Regions from separate parts of the Mus musculus genome. Here all the other regions are linked to region 3. Evidence: chromatin loops called from intact Hi-C (ENCODE). Cell type or tissue: heart. All regions are shown on one strand.

Evidence for each region. Hi-C counts contacts between places; a loop is a spot of excess contacts. Peaks named below come from ENCODE experiments on the same cell type or tissue, not always from the same donor. Only the 100,000 strongest peaks of a DNase experiment are listed, where the experiment ranks them.
Region 1: it touches region 3 in a loop (9-fold over the local background); 19 of 42 quality-filtered maps call a loop at or near these places.
Region 2: a loop joins it to region 3, with 9 times the contacts of the local background. A loop is called at or near these places in 14 of 42 quality-filtered maps.

What each region holds. Positions count from the first base shown.
Region 1 is chr11:5,470,304-5,478,303 of GRCm38, forward strand. No RefSeq gene overlaps it. Among named protein-coding and RNA genes, the nearest start is that of Gm11963, 12 kb to the right of the region's middle. In heart, a CTCF peak has its summit at 4,063 (motif pointing left); no DNase peak of the experiment used is centred here.
Region 2 is chr11:5,286,659-5,294,658 of GRCm38, forward strand. Znrf3 (zinc and ring finger 3) reads right to left here. Exons shown (of 9, transcript NM_001080924.2): 3 at 3,005-3,079; 4 at 2,368-2,499; 5 at 715-825. Among named protein-coding and RNA genes, the nearest start is that of Kremen1, 29 kb to the left of the region's middle. In heart, no CTCF peak of the experiment used is centred here; no DNase peak of the experiment used is centred here.
Region 3 is chr11:5,178,759-5,186,758 of GRCm38, forward strand. No RefSeq gene overlaps it. Among named protein-coding and RNA genes, the nearest start is that of Emid1, 31 kb to the left of the region's middle. In heart, a CTCF peak has its summit at 3,275; a DNase peak (open chromatin) is centred at 3,293; H3K27ac peaks cover 1,440 bases.

The sequences.
Region 1 (8,000 bases), 290 kb after region 3:
ACAAGCTAAATAAATAAATAAATGCTGACAGTTCTCCAGAGTGGCTGTCCTGATCATTAATCCTGAAAGTCTGGGGCCAGGCAAACAGCCCAGTCACAGACAAGGTCCTGAGTTTCCGTCTCAATAGCACAGGAGAAAGAAGAAAAGGCAGGCTGGGGAGATGTCTCAGTAAGTGAAGTGCTTGCTATACAAGCATGAGGATGTCAACTTGTTTGCCACCTCAGAGGCCACGTGAAATCCAGATGTGGTGGGATGCATCTGCAGTCTCAGTGCTCCTGTAAGATGGGAGGTAGAAAATCCCCAGAAGTCTCAGGCCAGCTAGCCTGACACATGAATCATAGCAACAGTGGACCCTGACACACTGACAGACACACACACACACTTACACACACACACACACACACACACACACACTGACACAGCCTGACACGTGAATCATAACAACAGTGGACCCTGACACACTGACAGGCACACACACACACTTACACACACACACAGCCTGACACATGAATCATAGCAACAGTGGACCCTGACACACCGACACACACACACATACACACACTGACACATACACACATACACACACACACACACACACTGACACACACACACACAGCCTGACACATGAATCATAAAAACAGTGGACCCTGACACACTGACAGACACACACACACACTTACACACACATACACATACACACACTGACACATACACACATACACACTGACACACACACACTGACACACACATACACAGCCTGACACGTGAATCATAACAACAGTGGACCCTGACACACCGACACATACACACATACACACTGACACACACACACACACTGACACATACACACATACACACTGACACACACACACACACTGACACACACACACACAGCCTGACACATGAATCATAACAACAGTGGACCCTGACACACTGACAGACACACACACACACTTACACACACATACACATACACACACTGACACATACACACATACACACTGACACACACACACTGACACACACACACACAGCCTGACACGTGAATTATAACAACAGTGGACCCTGACACACTGACAGACACACACACACACTTACACACACACACACAGCCTGACACATGAATCATAACAACAGTGAACCCTGACACACTGACAGACAGACAGACACACACACATACACACATACACACTGACACACACACACACACACACACAGAGCCTGACACATGAATCATAACAACTGTGGACCCTGATACACCGACAGACACACACACACACACACACTCTCACACGATTAAAAAACAAAGTAAGGGAAATGTTTATCCAGGCAGTGCCACAAACCTGTAATCCCAACTACCAAGGAGACAGAGGCAGCAGGATCATAAGGTCAGGCCAATGTAAACAAAATAGTAAGACCCTGTCTCAGAACAGACAGGCACACACTCGAGTTTGTTCTGCATCTTTAACATATGGCTCAATTTCTGGTGTTCAGCACTCTAGTTGGGCTGGGGATGGCAGTGGTACATGTGACACCTATAGCTTTTTTCCTGAGAGAAAGCATCACCATAGAGCCCTAAGCTGAGCTATAACTCACAATATAGACCAGGCTGGCTTCTAACTCAGAGAGCGACCTGCCTCTGCCTCCCGAGTGCGCCATCATCATGAGCCCGATATCTACATTTTAAAGCCTTCTCGCACATATGTCCCGATAGACCCCTGGTGCTTTAGTTTACTTTCCTGCCAACAAAGCAGACCAGGAATCTTGAGTTCTTTAAGTTGAGGATAATAAGTTTGTCCCCAGCAGACCCTTGGTCAGCGAGTGTGCTATCTGGTGCAATTGACTTTCAGGACCTTCTTACCACCTGCTGGGTTGCCTCAGTTTCCCTCATTTTGGGTATCCATTAATCAGTAGCAGACAGGTTATCAATTGCATGCCACCTGTACTGGCTAGTTTTGTGTCAACTTGACACAGGCTGGAGTTATCACAGAGAAAGGAGCTTCAGTTGGGGAAATGCCTCCATGAGATCCAGCTGTGGAGCATTTTTAAAATTAGTGATCAAGGGGGAAAGGACCCTTGTGGGTGGTACCATTTCTGGGCTGGTAGCCTTGGGTTCTATAAGAAAGCAAGCTGAGCAAGCCAGGGGAAGCAAGCCAGTAAGTAACATCCCTCCATGGCCTCTGCATCAGCTCCTGCTTCCTGACCTGCTTGAGTTCCAGTCCTGACTTCCTTGGTGATGAACAGCAGTATGGAAGTGTAAGCCGAATAAATCCTTTCCTCCCCAACTTGCTTCTTGGTCATGATGTTTTGTCCAGGAATAGAAACCCTAACTAAGACAAATTGGTACCAGCATATTGGGGTATTCCTGTGACAACCTGACCATGTTTTGGGGAGGACTGTGGAAGGACTTTGGACCTTTGGGCCAGAAGATCCATTCGGTGTTAAGAGCTCTGTGAGATGTTGTGTAGGAGCTTGGAAGATAATGTTGAGAACAGTGCAGAAAATGGAGGCCTGGCTTGTGAAAATTCAGAGGGAAAATTAAAGACTCTTTTCAGGGCCTTTGCTATTTTGGAATGTGATTATTTTGTGGTTCTAGTTAGCTGGGCTGAAGAATCAACTGATATTAACAAGATACCAGAACTAGTAAAGTGAAAACTTGGCATTACTGAGACTATTGATGCTGGTTATCTGGACCTAAGAAATTAACAGTGATTAAGAAGAGACCAGTATCATTGAGGTGAAATCTTCTGGGAAGGGTTCTCTGAGAGCACAGAGGCTGTGTTCCAGAGATAGCCAAGGTTTTACTTCGTGCTGCAGCAGGACTTGGTAATGTGTAAGAGTCACCCAGGTGGTACTGGTTTTGAAGGTATGAAGGGGTCACGCAGAGCAGCTGAGGCTCGGCATTGTGAGAGGTCATGGAAGAACATTGGTGAAGGTGCAGCCTCAGTTGCAATTGATGGCCCAGGACTGAAGGAGTCATGCAAAGGAGTTGAGGCTTGGCATCATGAAGAGAGCCTGTTACAGTTGAAGATAGCAGTGTTTTGGAGATGCCAGTACCACGAGATGACTACCAAGAACAGCAGCAGCAGTGGAGTACAGGCAGCTGGAGCCTAGAAGACAATATGTGTGCTACAAAGGGCATGGCTGGAGACGTGACCCAAGCCCTTGGAGGAACCCAGAAGATTGTGAGTTGGATCCCAGACATTGGACATTTGGAGTTTAATTTTTGCTTTTGATTGTGACTGTGCCCTGATATTTTTTCCCTCTGAAAGGAAGAAACTATTTTAGTGGATCCCACAGTTAAGAGACTTTTAATTGTAAAAAGACTTTGGATTTTAAAAGATATTGGATATTTTAAAGGGATTGAACTTTTAATATGCAAAGACTGTGGGACTTTAAAGTTATTTAAGATCTTGGGGATGAATAAGACATTAAGGGTTTAGGCTTACTAGTGATGTGTTTGTGTGTCAAGTTGACAAGGGGTCAATTGTACTGGCTAGTTTTGTGTCAACTTGACACAGGCTGGAGTTATCACAGAGAAAGGAGCTTCAGTTGGGGAAATGCCTCCATAAGATCCAGCTGTGGGGCATTTTCTCAATTAGTGATCAAGGGGGAAAGGCCCCTTGTGGGTGGTACCATTTCTGGGCTGGTAGCCTTGGGTTCTATAAGAAAGCAAGCTGAGCAAGCCTGCTTGAGTTCCAGTCCTGACTTCCTTGGTGATGAACAGCAATGTGGAAGTGTAAGCTGAATAAACCCTTTCCTCCCCAACTGCTTCTTGGTCATGATATTTGTGCAAGAATAGAAACCCGGACTAAGACACCACCTCTCCAGCCATATTTATAATCCATGTCATTCAAAAGCAACAGATCCAAGATTTCACAGGTGAGGCAGTGCTGTACTCTTTGATGGGCCGTTGTGTCTCCATCCTGGTAGGAAGCCTGACTTTATGAGCTGAAGTTTCAGAAGCAGCCAGGGAATCCAGAGAGTTATACTTGTTTTACATAAGCAGGAACGAGGTTACCAAATGTGTTCCAATGTGTTGGTTATACTGCCCCCCGGTGTTCGAATAAAGAACAGCATGTGATACCATTTTCCAGTGTCCAAATTGGCTTCTGAGCCAACTGTATGGCAGTGGAGAAGGGCTGGATTCCTAGGGAGAAGGGGAGCCACCAGAGCAGAGGCAGCATGGTAGGGAAGTTCTAACCTCTTATACTTTTAGTTCCGAGATGCTCGCCGCCGTGGAGAGAAAAGAGAAGAAACTACACTGCCCTCTGGCTTGGGAGAGGGAGGATTTCATGAGACTGTCTTGAGCTTTCTATGTGACTTCAAATTTAACACATGACCAAGGATGACTAAACTCCTGATTCTCCTGCCTCTGCCTCCCAAGTGCTGAGAGGATGGTACGTACCCCTGCACCCCACTTTCCTGAAGAGAAACAGCGAGTAGTTCAAGAACTCTAAAACACTCACCAAAGGCACATCGAGGCCTGAATACCCATGTCCTCTGAAATCCACCTTTGAGGCTCAAACCCCACAAAGTGGCTACATTTAGAGATGGGCTATAAAGAAGTAATTTAGATAATTAAGTCGTAAGAGGATGACCTGCTCTAATAGGATTCCATTCATTTAAAAAACAGACGCCAAGGGGCTGGCAAGATGGCTCAGTGGGTGAGAGCACTGACTGCTCTTTGGAAAGTCCTGAGTTCAAATTCCAGCAACCACATGGTGGCTCACAACCACCCATAATGAGATCTGACGCCTTCTTCTGGCGAATCTGAAGTCAGCTACAGTGTACTTATGTATAATAATTAATAAATCTTAAAAAAAAAACAGATGCCAAGCCAAGGAGTTGGCACACACTAATAATCCTAGCACCCAGGACCAGGAGGACCAAGGCTAACCTGATTTCCAGAGGGAGAATCTGGCCCATAAGACATGGGTTGCATTTACTGTTGAACTTAGCCTATGCCAAAGCAAGCAGAAGCGGAGACCCCTGGAAACTCGGGGTTGCTCCTCATTGTCCATCCTCACTGTGAGAGCAAGGAGGCCATGTGATCAAACCGAAAGATGGTGGCCTTCTGAAGGCATAGACAGAGCCTTCACCAGACACCAAGTCAGGGCAGAGCCTCGACCTTGAACTTCCAGACATCATTCAGAGCAGTGCCTGATGCTGTGGCCCTTTTTAATACTATCCCTAATGCTGTAGTGACCCCTATCCGTTAAATTATTTTTGTTGCAATTTTGCTATTGTTACAAATCCTAATGTAAATATCTGTTTTCCTAGATGACCCCTGTGAAAGGGTCTCTCTCTCTCTCTCTCTCTCTCTCTCTCTCCCTCCCTCCCTCCACCTTGCTTGGGGCAGGGTGTCCTGTTTACCACTGAGCTTACAGAGTTGCCCCAGGCATGAGTCCCCAGGGAGCATCTATCTCCACCTCCCATCTCACCAGAGGAATGATTGAATTGCACTGTCCTGTCTGGCTTTATGTGGACTCTGGGAATGCAACCTTAGGCCATGACACCTCAGTGGCCAGCTCTTCCCACTGGCTCCTCAACCCTACATCTGGACTTTTGTATTGTGGCCACCAGAGTCAGCTAACACAGGTAATCATGATTACTGTGAAAAGGCAGACCATGGGCTGGTGAGATGGCTCAGTGGGTTAGAGCACCTAACTGCTCTTCCAAAGGTCCAGAGTTCAAATCCCAGCAACCACATGGTGGCTCACAACCATCCGTAACGAGATCTGACTCCCTCTTCTGGAGTGTCTGAAGACAGCTACAGTGTACTTACATATAATAAATAAATAAATATTTTTTTAAAAAAAGAAAGAAAGAAAAGGCAGACCATGCCCCTGCCTCTCAGCAGCTACCTTGAAGTGAACATTATCCTTTCTATCCTTTCATTACTGTGACCTAAGCTGTTTCTGAACTTTTTTTTTCAGAGCAGCATTCTCTCTCTCTCTCTCTCTCTCTCTCTCTCTCTCTCTCTTTGGTTTTTTGAGACAGGGTTTCTCTATATAGCCCTGGCTGTCCTGGAACTCACTCTGTAGACCAGGCTGGCCTCGAACTCAGAAATCTGCCTGCCTCTGCCTCCCAAGTGCTGGGATTAAAGGCGTGTGCCACCACCACCTGGCTACTTTTTTTTTTTTTTCCTCTGAACTTTTTAATAGCAGTCTTGTATCATGTTGATGGGGAGTTAGGTTCAGTTCGAGGGCTTTCTACATAAAATTAGAAATTGTTTCTTCTTTCTTTGGGGGGGGGGGTAGGTGGTGGGTGGGTGTGTCTCTATGTAGTCATGCCTGGCCCAGAATTTATGATGATCAGGCTGCCTACCTCTCCTGTCTCTGCTGGGACTAAAGTGCCACCAGGTGCAGCTTAGAAGGTTCTTGAACATGGCTGTGGTCTAACATTGACTGGTTGCCCTGTGCCAAGGAGTGGACTTTCAGGGCACAGAGTAAACCCATGTTTAAGTCCAGTGTCTTTTCACCATTCCTGAGCAGGGTGTTCTGTAAGGAGAATGTTGTCTATAAAGAGGCACCAGAAAGCTGAGTGTAACTACACACCTGCAATCCCAGCGTGGGGGAGACAGAGCACGTGGACCTTGAATCTGAAGGCAGCCTGGGCTACAAAACAAAACCCCGTCTGAAAAAAAAAAAAAGCAACCTAAATCATGCAAATATACCAATATTGATTATCGAGTGTCTGAAGAGTGGCTGGCATGGTAGAGACTGGATTGTTTTCTCTTGTTTTTGAGACAGAGTCTCACTATGAGTGGATCACAGGGGTGTGCCACCAGACAATCTTAAATTGACTCTGTGTGTGTGTGTGTGTGTGTGCATGCTTGCATTGCTACATACTAGACCCACAGTCCTACACATAAGAAGATGTGGTCTCTCAACACTGAATCTCCAGCACTATTTGTCCTGGCAGTGGTAACACACACCCGTAATTCCAGGCCTCCAAAGATGGAGACAGGAGGCTCCACGTTCAATCCCTTCCGGAACTACATAGTGAATCTAAAGCTGGTCAGTAGAAACAAACAACAATTTAAAGTGCTTTTAGTGACTACTATGGGATGTGGGGAGAAAGGCAGGAGAATTTTCCTTTAAAATGATTCATTTACACATTGTTTATCTTGAAGGATGGCACTCTCGGTCTAAGGCCCAGGGCCTGGGTTCCCCAGAAGGCTCTGTGATCTGGCCTGATACAAGTTCAGCATTTGCTTCTAATTCCCATCTCTCCAGGCCCTAGAGCCACGTGTAGTGCCCCAGCTTAAAATATATCTGTAGCTCAGCCTTTCTACCAGCTATTGATTGGTTTGGCTTTGTAGCCGAAAACCCAGCCAAAGAATGGGTTGGCTCTTCCCGTATGATAAAAACCCAGAAATGGGCATTCTGGGCTTGTGAGCTGTGGCTGTGTGCTGCCAGCAGAAACTCACTTCACATCTGTCTGTCCTTTCTGACCACCTAGCCCTGACCCTCACCACTGTCATGCTGGACCCATCCCTTCGTGGTCACAAGACGGCTGCTCCATCTTTCCCATCTCATCTGCATTCCAGACAAGGGGCAAGTGAAAGATCAAATGACTCACTAGAGTAGATGGCTCAGGGCGGGTTGCTGCTGAGCCTCAGGAGTTGAGCTTGATCTCTGGAATCAACTGGCTTCTTTAAGTTTTCTTCTGATCTACACACACGTTGCACGTAGTTTTAAATGCCACCGCCTCTGCCTGGGACGGGCTGCACTCTGGCCCTTTGTACTACCTGCCTTTGACCATGATCCCAGCTCCCACCCGGCTTCCCCGAATCCTTGGATAAAAGGCACACACAGGTTGTTACTTTACAACTTACCTTCTAGGCACAGTTGCTGGGGGCGATATCCCCCACCTGGAAAAGTGCGCTCTTACCAATTTATTATCTCCATCTCTCCACCTGCCCTAAACTTAGTGCCTAGTCCCACCTGCCCCGCCAAACATCCTTGGCCACCTGCCTGGAGTGGAGGCCACAG
Region 2 (8,000 bases), 110 kb after region 3:
ACCCTCCTGACAACTGTAACCTCCTTTTGACAGTCACTATCTAAGGTGCCCTTTCTCCCAAGATGTCACACCGCCACATATCTCAAAGTCTAGTCTCCTGCTTTCCCTCTCACCATCCTCTGCCTATAGGTACTTCTCTCTTGTAAGCCACAGTGATGGGATTGCTAGAGTACTAGCTATAGCTACCTGTTCATCAACATTTAACAGATGGACCTGGCAGAGGCAAATTTCATCATAAGACCTAGGAGCCTGACCGTCTTTATTTCTACCAACCTCAGATCTACTAAAGGAGCAAGGTCTCATGCTCCAAAGCAGCATTTATTTAAACAGTTCCCTCAAAATACTAGTTTGGAACACCCTCAATGCTGAGGCCTTTGTGGACAAGCCTGCTCTTCTCCACATGGGGGCTCAGTACTTGAGGTCTGGTACCCTCCAAGCCACTGAGGTAGTTTGGGTGCCATAGACAACAGGCTGGTCAGATCCCTAACTTTCTTTTCTTTTTTTTGTTTTTAAGTTTTGAGAGACAGGGTTTCTCTGCGTAGCAGCCCTGACTCTACTGGAACTCACTATGTAGACTAAGCTGGCCTTGAACTCGGAGACCCACCTGCCTCTGCCTCCCAAGTACTGGGATTAAAAGAGTGTGCCACTACACCTGGTTCCCCAGCTGTCATCAGGAACAGGGTAATGGGGTTCACAGGTCACTCCTAGGGTTACCTGACTACGACGTTGCTTCAGCTTGATTTTGACAAGGAGAATGAGGCAGACCAAGGAGACCACGACGAAGAAGGCCAGGAAAATTCCCATGTCAAAGTACTCGGTGGGTTGCTAGAATAGAACACAAATGCCATGAACCATGTTCTCTTTGGCCTAACTGGTGTGCACATGGTTGTCAGTCCTAGTTGGGAAATGGAGTAGAAGGATGAGGACAGGTCCCTCAGTGTGTAGGAAGCTCACATGCACAGTGATGGTGCCTTTAGTGTGGCCAGGATGAGGGTGGGGAGCTAAAATGGCCCAAGGCTTTCTTTCTAGTAGCTGAGAGAGCCATTTGTTGAGTTTGGCCTCCCATTAAAACACTGCAACATTTGGTATAACTAGTGAGAAAAGCCCCTCTAAACTGTGATTATAAACACAAATATCACAGTATAGACAAAGGAGTGATGTGTTTTGAGGGACCAGTGATTACTAATGATATATTTAATGGTTTACAACAACTTAGAAAATTGTACACTCTTCCACAAATATCAGCTTCGACTACAATGAGTCACATTTACCAATGTTCCTCTTTCCTTCAAAAAGAAGCCAGCAAGCCAGTTCTGTAAACTTCCCTTGTTTCTTTTCTTGGGGTGATGTAGGGGGTGCAAGGCAGTGTTTATTCTAGGTTGGTCTTCTACCTAGCTGAACTGAAAATGACCATGGCTTTCTAACTCTATAGCCACCACCTTCTAAGTACTGAGATCACAGTTGTGCCACCATAGTGGTTATATAGTGCTGGGGAATGACCTTCACACTTTGTGGATACTAGGCAAGCCTTCTACCAACTGAGGTTCACCCGGCTGTCTTTATCTCTTCTGTGCAGAACAGTGCCTTCTGTCACCTGAAGCTACTTCACCTAAAACATGCATTTAGCCAATAAGAAGAGGACCCTAGTGAGATGCTGTGCTACCCAGATACTTGGTACAGGGAAGAATCATCCCACATAGGAACAGTTCAGTAACCGTGGAGAGGAAAGAAAACATACGCAGGGCACTAGCCCCAGACTTCTAGAATGCTTTAGTCCAAGGCTGAGGAGATGACGTCAGTTCTGCATGCTTCCCTGGTTTCTTTTCTTGGGGTGAAGTATCAGTGGGCAGTAATACTGCTTCAGCACACTGAAGAGGCGTCTGGCCACTACTTGTCACCAAAATGTCAGTATGAGGCCTGAGTAATTTCTAATGTTTTGAGTAATTCTTAACATTCTTATTTGTGAGTCAGGGAATTTCAAGTGAGTAATCTATATGATTGAAAGGAGGAAGTATAGGTTTTTTCTCATCTCTAGATCAGATGGAGAAAAGGAAACAAAGAAAGCCAAGTGCTACAGTGTCATCCTTCATTTTTCTCGGCTTGTTCCTTAAAAGAATGAACTGCAAAGGGGCTATGCCAGGTTGGAGAAACCAGACTTTATAGCATACAGTGTCTGTTTCCATAAGCTTTTACACAGTTTTACAAATAAAGAAACATGGGTGAAAATCTCTCTGTCCTCCTGTGCCATAGTTGAGCTCACCCTGTAGGAACCTACATTACACCAGCATTGTAGATACAGGGATGAGAAGGCTGAAAGCTCAAAGGAAACAAAAGCACAGACAGGACAACACAGAGGCTGCCACTCACTCGAGGAGGGAGGTGCTGGATCCTTGCTCGAGCTACTTTCTGCTTGTTGACAATGTTCATCAGCTTGATAGCATCTGCACCCTTCACATACACCACTGGCCTCTTAAGAGGGTCTTCTGAGCCTTGGTTTAGCTGACAAAGAAGAGCGGCACAGTTAAAGACATGCTTATCTAAGAAGAGGATTTGGAATGGGGCTCAGGGGTAGAGCTCTTGGTTTGTACATGCAAGGGCAAGCACACGCACACACGCACGCACACACACACACACACACACACACACACACACGAGAGGAAGAAAAGAATGCTACATCTCTATTTGGGAATCCTTGAAGTCTTCAAGAATTATAGCCTTGGGGTTTCCAGAAAGGCTAGGATAGGATGCTATACTTGTTTTAAGATGGGCTGAGCTACCCCAAAACCCAGAAACTCTGAAAATGTCCCTCATGCCTAACCCTCCACCCACAACTCCTTTCCATATGCCTCTCTCAGGTATCATACCTGATACTCAAACACAGACAGAGTACTTCAGCAGACAAGTACAAGGATCTTAGACAAGGGTGTCAAAACACTGCCACTCAAGATGGCCAAAGCAAATGCCTCTTCGGCAGATGGTAGGACTGGCTGTAGTGGTGGTTTACCTGGTCGATGGCTTCTGGATTTTCAGATACATCAAAGATAACTGCAGTAGCTCCCCGCTGAACTGCTCTCTTGGCCTGGTGGAGTGAAAAAGAGCAGGTTAGCAACTCTGTCCTCTGACTGCCAACACTGGCCTTATAAATCAGGCATGGCTTCAGAATGCACAACGGGACAACAAGCAATGTCTGTGCCCCTGAGCAAGTTGATCCTCTTCCCTAAGCTCTGGCATTCTCATCTGCAAAACAGGAGACAATGCCACCTACTTTGTCCTCTCTTCCTAAGAGCCTGAAGACTTAGAATGGGTGGGAATGAGTCACTGGCTCCTGCAGAAGCCTGTCTCTCCCCGACCCCCGATCTAGCTGGAACATTAAAAACAAGACTATAGATGGGCAGCCTGCCCAGCCAGCACAGCGGTATTGGTTTGGTATTTCTGCTATAAACATGCTGCCCCTGGCAACCAGAGTAAATGCTTTTGGTTTGTCTCTTGTGGTCCTTTCTTCCTTCCCATGCCATCCAGTTAAGATAGCATGTTGACTATTTCTGAATGAATCTCAAGATGGTCACTTTTAACTTGTGACACAAGATGAAGACCTCTGGAGTCTGGGGGGGGGGGAGTTATAATAAACAATAAGTGGGGATTTAGAGCAGTTGGCTGCCAAGCTAGGCTGCACATCAAAAACCACTTGGGAAGTTTGTAAAGCAGATTTCCTGGCTCCAACCACAGAGACTGGTTCAGTGGGGCTGGAGGCAGGCCCAGGAAGCTGAGTTCTGTAAGCTCTCAGGGACTCAGATAATCCTACCAGCTGGAAAACTAGAGGTCAGAGGAACAAGACAAGAAGGCTTAGAAACAAATGAGAAGTGATAGAATTTTTTTGTTGTTGGGGCAGGGAGGGAGAAAAGATTCCTTTCTACCTCAATGAACTTTCTAATTTTATCTCCAGCTAAGTGAACAACAGAGTTGAGGCTTCAGAAGAGACACGAGATTGATCCTTGCTTTTAGGACTTGAACTCTTGTAACAGAGACAGCCACTCTAAAAAAAATACAGGGAAAACAAAGCAAATTCCCAAAACAGCTAACGGATGGGCAATTTCAGCCAGTGCTCAGAAGTCACATCACCATGGGCCCAAGAGTATGAGAATAAATCCAAATGCTTTCCACAGAAATAACCTGTGCTGACAGGTGCACAAACCCAACGGGCAAATACTTTACTGGACCACTAGAGGGCAGTGTCACCCCGTTGCTTTTTAAGCCAATTCCCTGAACTTAGGACCAGCAAGTCAAAATTCGGTGATATTGGGGATAAAGTATTTTCCTTGGTAGTTTAAGAAACCCTGGAATCCTGGGTACGGTGCTATAGAATTTGTCCTTGCCCTATGGGCAGCTTCCTTAAAAACTAACTGAGGCTGAACAATCAGAAAGTTGCCTGAGGACCACCTCATTGTTTTACAGTCAGTGATCCCAAGTGACCAGTGAGGTTCAGTGTCTCTTTTTCTTCTAGATAGCGCGGGCTGTGTGTGTGTGGGGGGGTCAAGCCCAGGCTTTGTTTATGCCAAGCAAGTGCTCTATCACTGCATCGTACATAAGTCACTGAATCTCTGTAGTCCCAACCTCAGAACAGCCATGGCCCTGCAGAAGCCTAGGTGGCAAGTTTGTTCTCTTCCATTAAGCTCCCTAGGGCAGTAGCTCAGAGACTTTCTGAGCAGGTACTAGTGTTTCTGCCCCAGTGGTACCCTAGGCTTCTTCACAAATTCCATTCCTAGAGGACGAAATAAAGAGAGCCTCTGATGTTTTTAACCTTGCTTTCAGCCAGGGCTCCAGCATATCAGAGAGTCCCTGTGGGAGTGTGAGTTCAGGGATGTCCTGACTGGGAGTGCTTGTTCCTCCAGCTTTGATGCTGGTGCACCTGGAGAGGTTGGCAGTGACTGCAGCACCTGGGTAGGGAATGCCTTCCTGGAATGTGCCTCAGGGAAACTCACAGCCAGAGGGCCTCCTGGGCTTCCCAGCATTTCTTGTTCCATAGGAACATGGATGTTCATTCGTTCCAGAGGCACGGTCCATTCAGGACAGACACCACAGAGCTGGGGGTGAGCCCTGGGCCTCATCCATGCCAGGTATGTGCTCTACACTGGGCTCCACTTGCAGCCTTACAGAAGATGCTTTAAAGCATACTTGCTTTCTTTGGTGAGGCAGGCAGGTAGAGAATAAACTGCTTGAATTCCATCTACAGCACAATTCACTAATGCACGGACTCTAAGGGCAAATATTGTGGCTGAGGGATGCTTAATTTTCAGTGAATTATATTAAAATTATATTTATTGAGGCTGGAGATGTAACACAGTGGGTAGATTTGCCAACCATGCATGAAACCCTAGCACTTTATATAAAGTGATCCTCAGTACTGCATAAGACTAGGTATGGTGCCTGTAATTCCAGCATTTGAGAGGTAGAGGCAGGAGGATTCCAAAGTTCAAGGTCATCCCAGCAACATAGAGAGTTTGAGGGAAGTTTGGACCATGTGAAACTTTTTTTTTAAAACATGTAAAATAGCTGGTTGGTGGTGGCACACACTAATCCTAGCACACAGGAGGCAAGGGCAGGCGAATCTGAGTTCAGGACCAGCCTGGTCAACAGAGAGTTTCTGGACAGCCAGAGCTACTCAGAGAAACCTTGTCTCAAAAAAACAAAACAAAAATTATATGTTACTGAATTAATCTGTATTTCCTGCACATATCAGAACTGATGAGAGGAGATCCTATTGAAATCTTGCCTGTTGAGAGATGGCTTTAGAAAAGACTGTGACGGCAGGGGATGTAATCCTGAGTTGCTTAATCCTCAAGAAAAGGCCACGAGTAATCTTCATTTACAAACGGAGTTTTCTTTTTCGTTTTATCTTAAAATCATCAAATATTGCTTGGTTACACTTTTCCTCCTGACTCAATATAATTTTAAAAACCTGAAGGGTCAAATTCTTTGAGTGAATTTTCTTATCTTAGATAATTTCCAATTTTATCTAGTCAACTTCCTGCCTATTTGTATTTCAAACTAATCTAAAACCTAGGTAGAAGATTTCCAGTCTTGTGACCAGTATTTATATTATAGTACTATACCCCTAATGCTTTAAAAACTCTCAAGATAAAGCTACCTGAAAGAAAGGATGGGAAAGACAGCCTGGTGACCCTGGCCAGGGGAGGGTCACTGGCAAGCTGGGTTCACAGGAGAGGGCAGTAACAAACCATTGCTCTGAGTTCTGGATGATAGGGTAACAAGCTGTCCATAGCTGATGTATGTGTCAGCTACTTATGGGAAATTCTAACATATAAGAGTTCCAATCAACTTGTGTGTGGGTGTGTGTCTATGATTATGTGTTTGTATTACACTAGTGTTTTACCTGCATTCATGTCTGTGAGGGTGTTGGGTCCCCTGGAGCTGGAGTTACAGACAGTTGTAAGCTCCTCTGTGGCGCTGAGAATGGAAACCCAGATCGCCTGCAAGAACAGTCAGTAGCATCTCTTTAGCCCTGTTTTGTTGTTGTTGTTGTTTGTTTGTTTGTTTTAAAGAGAGTATTATTTTGTAGCCTAGGCTGCTCTTGAACTTATGATCCTGCTGCCTAAGCAACTCAAGTGCTGAGATTACAGGTATGGACCACATGCTGTAAATTTGCTTTTTCTGAGACAAGATCTCTCACTATGTAGCCTTGGCTGTCCTGAAACTTACTAGGTACACACCAGACTGGTTTCCACTCACAGGGATCCTCCTGCCTCTGTCTCTGAGTGCTGGGATTAAAGGTGTGTGCCAATGATGATATGTCCCTTCATAGACTACTCCTTTTGGAGGGCTGTAGTTGGACCTCACTCGTCCTTCACCATTAGGCCTGGATCCTTCTCATGTATTTTTGATATCTGTACTATTTCTGTTTTCTACTATTACATTAAATGGATCTTGACTTTCATTCCAATTTCCTTAAGATAGAGAAATACTACTAAAGAAACAGGAAGATTATTAAGAATCTTCACAGAATATGCTTCTTAGATTTCATTCAATTGTACTAATGACAAAGTAAGATGACATAAATGAACAACATAGGCAGGCAAGAGATAGCTATGTTCTCTGTGGCACCTGTCCTTAAAATATCTGAGTGGTCCTACAGGCAAACACCTCACTCAGGTACTATACATGTTCTGTGGATAACAGAGACTCCTAGGGGTCAAAAGGTAGATGTTATAGGTTGCATTTATATACTCCATAAGGCCTAACAAAACAGATGTCCCCAGGCCATCTCAACATAATTAACATAGCAGTGAGGAATGGTCTAATTCCATTTGCATTACCATTTACTAATTTAGCTGTTCAACAGTAGTTATTAGTCAGTTACTACGTGTGCTAAGTCCTGGGAACATATATAGCACTGAACAGAAGACAGTGACAGATCTTTGTCCTTATGGAGCACGTCGTCTGCATGTGATGATTGTGGAACAATACCACTCCTGTGGGCAGCACCAGGAAGGTTGGTGTTTAGTTCAGGGGTATAGGGCAAGAGGTGAAGAACACAAGATTGCTTATCCTGTATCTAGAGTGGCTTTCCCGAAATGATCTGTTTTCCTGGCTGCTTTCATCTGGAAGCTCTGCATGTTCTAGAGCTATCTGTGACGCATGTGAAGCATATTCATGTTTGGGCATCTCCAGACTGCCCAGCATTAGAAAGTCTTCCAAAGCAATGCATAGACCTTTCCTGCTGTGAAGCAGGCTTTGTTTGGGTCAATGCTCCATGGTATGCAGCCTGGATGAAAGGATTGTCAACCCTTCTCTCCTATCTTACTCTCGTAGGTGGAAGGACTGATATTTTGCTCTGGTAGCCAATAACTAAATAACACGTACATCCACAACTTAACAGAAATGGTGGTTACTGGTATGAAAACATTCAATTACACAGTTACATCTGTGAACAATTTAAGACAGCCAAATAATTGTGCCATAGGAACTTCAAGGAAGACACAAAC
Region 3 (8,000 bases):
TAGCAGCAGACTGGAAAGTTTTCACCCACCATGGATGGTGGCTCCCCCATAGCACAGGTGGAACCCCTTTTCTCACCCCCATCTTTCTAGTCTGGTTCTTTCTAGCAGCCTCTGTGGAGATGACACTGACCATGGAGGCAAAGCCACAGTTAAACTGACAGTTTAGGTCTGCAATGCCTCCCAAAGCCATGTGTGGAAGGCGTGGCTTCCCCGTTTGTTGCTATTGAGAGGTGGTGGTACCTTTAAAGGGTAGGTCCTCTTGGAAGGTCTTTATGTCATTTGGGGTGTGTCCTTGAAGGGGATTTGTTGCAAACCTGACCCCTTTTCTTCTCTTGCTGCCTGGCCAAAAGGTGAGCAGGTTTTTCCTTAACACAAGCTCTCACTGGGATGCACTGCACAGGCCCAGAGCAGAGCAGGGCTGACTGACCACAGGCCAAACTTCCAAATCTCCAAGCCCCACAAAGCCTTGATTCAATGTTTATCCTCAAATATTTGTTACAGAGACAAAAAACTGCCAAACATGGACGCTTAGGAACAAATTCCGCTCTCTGGGCTCAGTCCCAGGTAGAGAGAGAGAGAGAGAGAGAGAGAGAGAGAGAGAGAAGGCTGAGCCTTTGGTGACAGAATTTCATAGTCAGGGTGCATTTGATGACAGCTGGCCTTCTCAGTCCCTGGTTACACCCCAGAGAAGGCCTGACTGTGACTGCTGCCCCTCAGGGTTAAATGAAATCGTATACTTGTCCTGCTTAGCCAGAAACAGTCCCTCAGGTGTTAACAAACCATCAAGGCTGCAAGTCAGCCCTGCACTCTTGTGTTTGCGCCTCGAGGGTTGGTGTGGGAAGCTTTCTGGCGATAGGTCCCTAGAGCCTGATTCAATTTAAAAGACGCTGCCAGCATCCTTCCAGAGAGCATCCCGTGGCCTTGAAGCCTCCCTCAGCAGCTTTCCCGCTTGCTGCAGACCCACTGGTAGATCAAACGTCCCAAATGTGGAGAGTTCATTACTGACTTGGTGCCATCTGCTTGGGAGGACAGGGGAGCTTGCTGGAGCTCTTTTTTCCCCCCTCTCTTTTCTTGTTCTCCTTTCTCTTTCCAAAGACATAAACTTGGACTGCCAGCACATGGGGAGGAAGGATGGGGCTGGAGATGTTTATTTTGTAGTTTTCAAAGAAAAGGACTTTTGGTCTAGTAACTGAACATTCTGCTGGCTTTGGGGACAAGCTTTGTTTGTCTCAGCAGGTGTCTCTGGGGGTGACTTGGGGTGAGGCAGGACAGTGGCATAAGTAATGCAGGACCGCAAAATGGGTCCAGACCAGTAGCTTTGGAACACCTCCAGGTGACTTGTCCAAGCAGGGCACATATTCTCCTTGGTGCTCTGGAAACACACATGGCTGCTTTCTTCTGAATGACGGGGACACTTAGATTGCCCTTGCTTTCTTGTGCCTCCCATCCTTTTTAAAGATCAATGTCATTGTATTTTCAAAATGGCACATGTAGTTCATAAATGCAAACTACTTGAGCCACATATAAACACATCAAATAAAGTGGGAATGCTCCCGTGCTCCTCCTGCCCCTCCATTGGTGCTCCCCAATCCCCTTCCTCCTCATGCCCCTCCAGAGGTGCTCACTGACAGCCTAGCTGGGGCTTTAGTGCCTATACACACACAGTCATGCACGTGTGCACTCTTTAACTTGGGCAGCCTAACAAGGCCTTCTTTAAAGGGGCTGAGGGAGGCTCAGCAGGTAGGAGTAACTGCACTTGCTGAGCACCCTCCCATATTGGATGGCTTACAACCACCTCTAAGTCCACCTCCAGAAGATACATACACTTACATGCACATACCTGCCACCCCAGCACCCCACCACACACACACACACACACACACACACACACACACACAATAATAAATAAGACAATGGTGCTGGAGAGATGACGAATCAGTTGAGAGAGCACTGGCTGCACTCATAGAGGATTCAGGTCCTAGTACCCGCATGGTGGCTCACAACCACCTGTACCACCAGTTTCCAGGGACCTGACACCCTCTTCTGGCTGTGTGCATGCATTCAGTGTACAAAAACGCACAAAGTCTCTCTCTCTCACACACACACAAATATAAATGTTTTTAAGAGACAAAACTGAAGAAATATGGAAGACATAAGACTGTTATGTAATGTGATTTCTTCCTGTAGAGGTCCTGATACCTGTGTCAGCAACACAGATGAGGCATGGACGATCATGCTCTTGCTGATGGGCTGAGCTCTCTGATGGGCAGCAAGAGTGCTCTTCAAAACCTGCTCTGGCTCCAAGCCTCATTCTAAATGAACCCTTTCCTGTCCTCGCCTCTGTAACCACAACTCCCCACTGTGCCTTCTTCAGTGTAAGGAACTGGACTTCAGAAACCATGAAGGAAAGACTCTTCCCCCCTTGTTTCTGTTGGCTATTTGTTACAGAGACACGAACTGATAAACCCGTGGGCAGTGTGAGGGGACGGTGATAAGTCTTATAGTGTAACAGGTCCCAGACTGTAACACAGCTGACTCCATGATGGAAGTGCCATTCTGGCTGGAAGACTCAGCATGCAGACAGCACCACCTGCCAACACCAAAACAAAGACCTGATCCAGCTGGGCAGTGATGGCGCATGCTTTACTCTCAGCACTCAGGAGGCAGAGTCAGGCTGAGCTCTGTGAGTGTGTGAGTTCAAAGCCAGCCTGGTCTACAGAGTGAGTTCCAGGACAGCCAGGGCTATATACAGAGAGACGCTTTCTCAAGAAACAAACAAACAAACAAACAAACAAAACCCAAACATAAACAAAGATCAAATCCATCAAAGCCCTTAGTTCTGGGAAGGTCTCTAACAGTACTAACCTTATTTTATGGCTTCTGAAGTTCCACGTATGGCTAACTGTTCTTGTTAACTGAAGTATGTCAACCCAGGTCATGGTTGTTTGCTTGTTTGTTTGTTTTTGTGCATAAAAGCTCAGCTGAGAAAAGCTCCAGATTACACTGGGATCCCAAACACCCAGTGTAGTCGCAGGCTGGCTTTCTTTTGACTTAGAGACCAGAGCAGTCTTCTCGGGCGAATACACCACAACAATAAGGTCAGAGCAACGGAAAATGACCTCCAAGTGTGAGAGGTTCTGTCATCCTGAGAAGGAGAAGGGCAAAGTCAATGTCCAGGCTTAGGACCTGGAGGCCAAGACTTCAACGGAGGATGCAGGTTACCTGGAAGCTCGAGTCGAGCTTTCATTTCCGCACAATCTCAGATCTCACCACAGGGAGGCGCTGGTGAGCAAGGCTGCAGAGGCGAGGGCTTCTGCAGGGTGGAGGCTGCCAGCGCCTTGCAGGTCTTGAGCATGGCTGCCAGCTGGGCCAGGTGCTTCACCCCGTCTGTTTGCCCACCTGGGGCCTTGAAGGAGATGAAGGTCATTCAAGTTTTTCTGTGGTTGGGCCCTTAATTAAGTGGTTCTCAACCTGTGGGTCGAGACCCCTTTGGCAAACCGTCCAGCTCCAAAAATATTTACACTAAGATTCATCACAGTAACAGCAGCTATGAAGTAGTAATGAAAACAATTTTACGGTTGGGGAGTCACCACAACATGGGAAACTGTATTAAAGGGTCGCAGCACTGGGAAGGTTGGGAACCACTGCCTTAACTGAAGCAAATGATAATGCAATTCTCTGAAGGAACAGGAGCAGCAAGGTAGATTAAGCCCTGAGATGGCAGGCAGGAGACACTCCGTGGGGCTGTGGGCCTGAGGGTTTGGCTCAACTGGGAAAGTGCTTGTTGAGCAAGCATAAAGACCCGAGTTCCAGATCCACACCCATGTAAGAAAGCCAGACACCTGCTCACACCAGCAGCCCAGGCCTGAGGAGGCAGAGGCAGGAAGGCCTGGCTTGCTGGCCAGCCCCGGGTGCAGTGGAGAGGGCCACCGAGATGGCTCAGCAGGTAAAGGAGATTGCTGCCAATCGGACAACTTGAATTCTAACTCTAGGAACCACCTTGTGAAATAGAAAACCAACACATGCAAGTTGTCCTCTGATTGTCTCTCACACACACACACACACACACACACACACACACACACAGCATGGCATTCCTGCCCAACACACACACACACACACACACACACACACACAGCATGGCATTCCTGCCCAACACACACACACACACACACACACACACACAGCATGTATTGAATGCACTGAGGGGAAAGCAGTCACTGACAGGAACCAGGTCAGTTCTTTTCTCAGAAGCACACTGCCCTTATGGACGTGTTGTTGGCTTGTCATCTTGTCATCCGATACAAGGCCAGCCCCCTCCCTTCCCCTGCCCCAGAACAAGATCACCTAAAGTCCCATGAAGTCTGGTTTGTGACTCAGCTCTTATTTGCAGAATAGGGACTGATGGCTGGGCATGGAGGCACAAATCTGTAATCCCAGAACTCAGGAGATGGAAATAGGAGAGAATCAGGTTCAAGGCCAACCTCGACTACATCGCAAGTTCAAAGCCAGTCTCATCTGGATGAGATCCCTTTTTTAAAAAAATAAAAAAATCAATCAAACCACAAGAATAGGGACTATGGGCCATGTATCCATTACGACAACAGGTCCCCTCCTGTCTTCGATCCTTAGTTACTGCTAAAATCTATCTGTATTAAGAATACAGAGGCCAGGGCTGGAGAGATGGCTCAGCAGTTAGAAAGGAGCAAGGGCTGTTCTTCCTAGATGACCCAGGTTCAATTCCCAGCACCCGGAGGGGAAACCAGTACATTACATGAACTGTCTATAAAATTCCAGTTCTTCACACAGACATGCACGCAGGCAAGACACCAGTGCACATGAAACTTTTAAAAGACTGGGTGTGTTGGTGCACACCTTTGATCCCAGCACTTAGGAGGGAGACAGAAACAGGCAAATCTTTGAGTTCAAGGCCAGCCTGGTCTAGAGAGTGAGTTCCAGGACAACCAGACCACACAGAGAAACCCTGTCTCAAACAAACAAACAAACAAACAAACAAACAAACAAAATCAGAAAAAGAAAAAGCACAGGTATTGCCTGCAGCGGCCAAGTTAAATATGAGGTATTCCATTGACTAACAGGGCGTAATCTGGGATTGAACTCACGTCTTTTCTCAGCCTCCCAAATGTAGGGATTTCTGGTGCACCACATGAGGCTGTGCTCAACCAATTTACCACATGGGCAGTGGCGTGGGGGTGGGAGGCGCTCAGGGGCTGGAAGAGAAGGTCACTTGACTGGAGTCTGGGAACCAGCGGTAGCAGCAGACCCTCGAGTCTAGGTCCGCAGTCATGTGTCTCTGGTAGGAAATCCCTGGTTTCCCTGGCAGAAGAAGGTGATTTGGCTAATGTTACACGCACAAGGTGTGACATCAAGCCCATGTCCTGCACTCTTCAGCTCTGCTTTGTCCCCAGTCATAGACTCAGACTAGGAGAGTTTCTGGGAGGGAGAGTCCCAGCCTTAGCAAATAACCAAAAATGGAGAGGGCCCTGTGGTTAATCCCGCCGTGCCTCACCCACTAACAGACTAACAGACTGGAGGGGTCTCTGCGTGGGAAGGAAATGATTTTAACCCAGGGCTTGGCTGGGAGGCTCTGGGGGCGGAGTCCAACTCACGGGTATTAGAAGAGGGAAACAAAGAATTGCTGAGGATGGCAAACTGGTTATAATTAAAAGAACCTGGGTTCTGGAAAACAGTGTGGGGCGGCCAGCTGTCCTGGGTCTGGGTTCCTGCTTGGAGCTGGGGGTGGGGCGGGAACAGACAACCCCAAGAGCCAGCTGCCCTAGCTGCTGGGCAGACCCCTGAGGAGAGACCGAGGCAGAGCAGACTGTGGGAGGAGAGCCTCTCTCCTTAGGGCTCTCTCGGGCCAGGATGCACAGGAAGGCACGAGTGCGTGTGTGCGTGCGTGTGTGTGTGTGTGTGTGTGCGTGCGTGCGTGCGTGTGTGTGTGTGTGTGTGCGCGCGCGTGTGTGTGTGTGTGTGTGTGTGTGTGTGTGTGTGTGCGCGTGTGTGTGTGTGTGTGTGTGTGTGTGTTGGGGGTGGGGGGGTCCCCTCAGCTCCCCGCTCTATTGCTCCTTCCCATTTCCCACAACCCAGACTCAGCCATGCTGTCTCTCAGGAAACCAAGCAGGCTGGAGGATGGGTCAGGCCTGATTCTAGTGCTTCATGGATGAGATATTTAAACTCTCAGAGCCATGTTTCTCCCATCTGAGTGGGGACAGAAACAAGACCTAATCCGTGCAGTTGCCGCAGGGATTAAGTAGTGAACAGCAGGGTTGCGAGCAAGCAAAGGCCTGTGGGTGTGGGCAGGCGCCTGCTATTGCATGGCTCCTGGGTGGAGGACTCTCACATGTGCTTCACTATTGGGGGGCAAAAGTCAACACAGTAGCTTATGATATCATCTAAGTTTTGGAAAATTGAAGTTTCTTTTTGAAAATGTTCTGTGCGCACGCGTGCGCACACACGCACACACACACACACACACATACACACACACACACACACACACACACACGCGCGCGAGCGCGCACACACTCGTATGCACATGCATGTGGAGGCCAGAGGACAAGTTTTGGGAGTTCATGGGTTCTGCATATTGACATTAGGTGCCAGGCTTGCGTGGCAAGCACTTTTACCCGCTTGTCATCTTGCTGGTGGAAATTTTGGTGGCCATCTTATTATTACATTTAAAATGTTATTACACTTACGGGGGCGGGGTGCACGGGCACACCATGGAACTTATGTCTGTGTGGGTAGAGGACAGCCTGTGGGGACTGCTGCTCCCTTTTTCCCATGTGGCTCCCAGGACTGTCAGGTGTGGGACAAGCGCTTTTACTCGCTGAGGTGCTTGTCTTTCATTACAACATCCAGGAGGCAGAGGCAGGCCGATGCCTGTGAGTTCGAGGCCAGCCTTGTCTACAGAGTGAGTTCGAGGACAGCCAGGGCTACACAGAGAAACCCTGTCTCCCCAAACAAGCACACTCCTGAACACCGGCCACCGGGTGGGCTCAGTAGGTGAGTGCAGAAAGTGAGCGACATTCTGCGTGACTAGGTGTTGCTGACATCCACGTGGCCATGCCAAGGACCCCAGTGCCTTAGCTCCATGGAGTAGAAGGCCTTCTGCGGCAAGAAGGCTCACAGGGACCCAAAGCCTTCCTCAGGTCAAGGGTGAATGTTGACAATATGCACAGAAAATGTCTACGTAGCATTCTCTGCCCGGCTGCTTACAGCCTGCAGCCAGCTCCCCTACAGAGCCTGCTCCTACAGAGATGAACTAAATCTGCCTCCTCATTCAGTTGTACATCATAAACCCTGCCTCCTTATTTAGTTCTGTGTAATAATTCCACTTCTTGATCAGCTGTATATAATAACCTCACCTCCTGTTCAGCTGTGTATATCCCTGCCTCCTGTTCAGCTGTATACAATATCCCTGCCTCCCGTTCAGCTGTATACAATATCCCTGCCTCCCGTTCAGCTGTATACAATATCCCTGCCTCCCGTTCAGCTGTATACAATATCCCTGCCTCCCGTTCAGCTGTATACAATATCCCTGCCTCCCGTTCAGCTGTATACAATATCCCTGCCTCCCGTTCAGCTGTATACAATATCCCTGCCTCCCGTTCAGCTGTATACAATATCCCTGCCTCCCGTTCAGCTGTATACAATATCCCTGCCTCCCGTTCAGCTGTATACAATATCCCTGCCTCCCGTTCAGCTGTATACAATATCCCTGCCTCCCGTTCAGCTGTATACAATATCCCTGCCTCCCGTTCAGCTGTATACAATATCCCTGCCTCCCGTTCAGCTGTATACAATATCCCTGCCTCCCGTTCAGCTGTATACAATATCCCTGCCTCCTGTTCAGCTGTATACAATAACCCTGCCTCCGGCTCAAATGTGTATTGTAAACATGCTGAGCTGCTGGGGTGCCTTGGCTTCTCCAGCAGACAGTCCAGTCCATCTGACCCCAGCTTTTCTTTTTCATA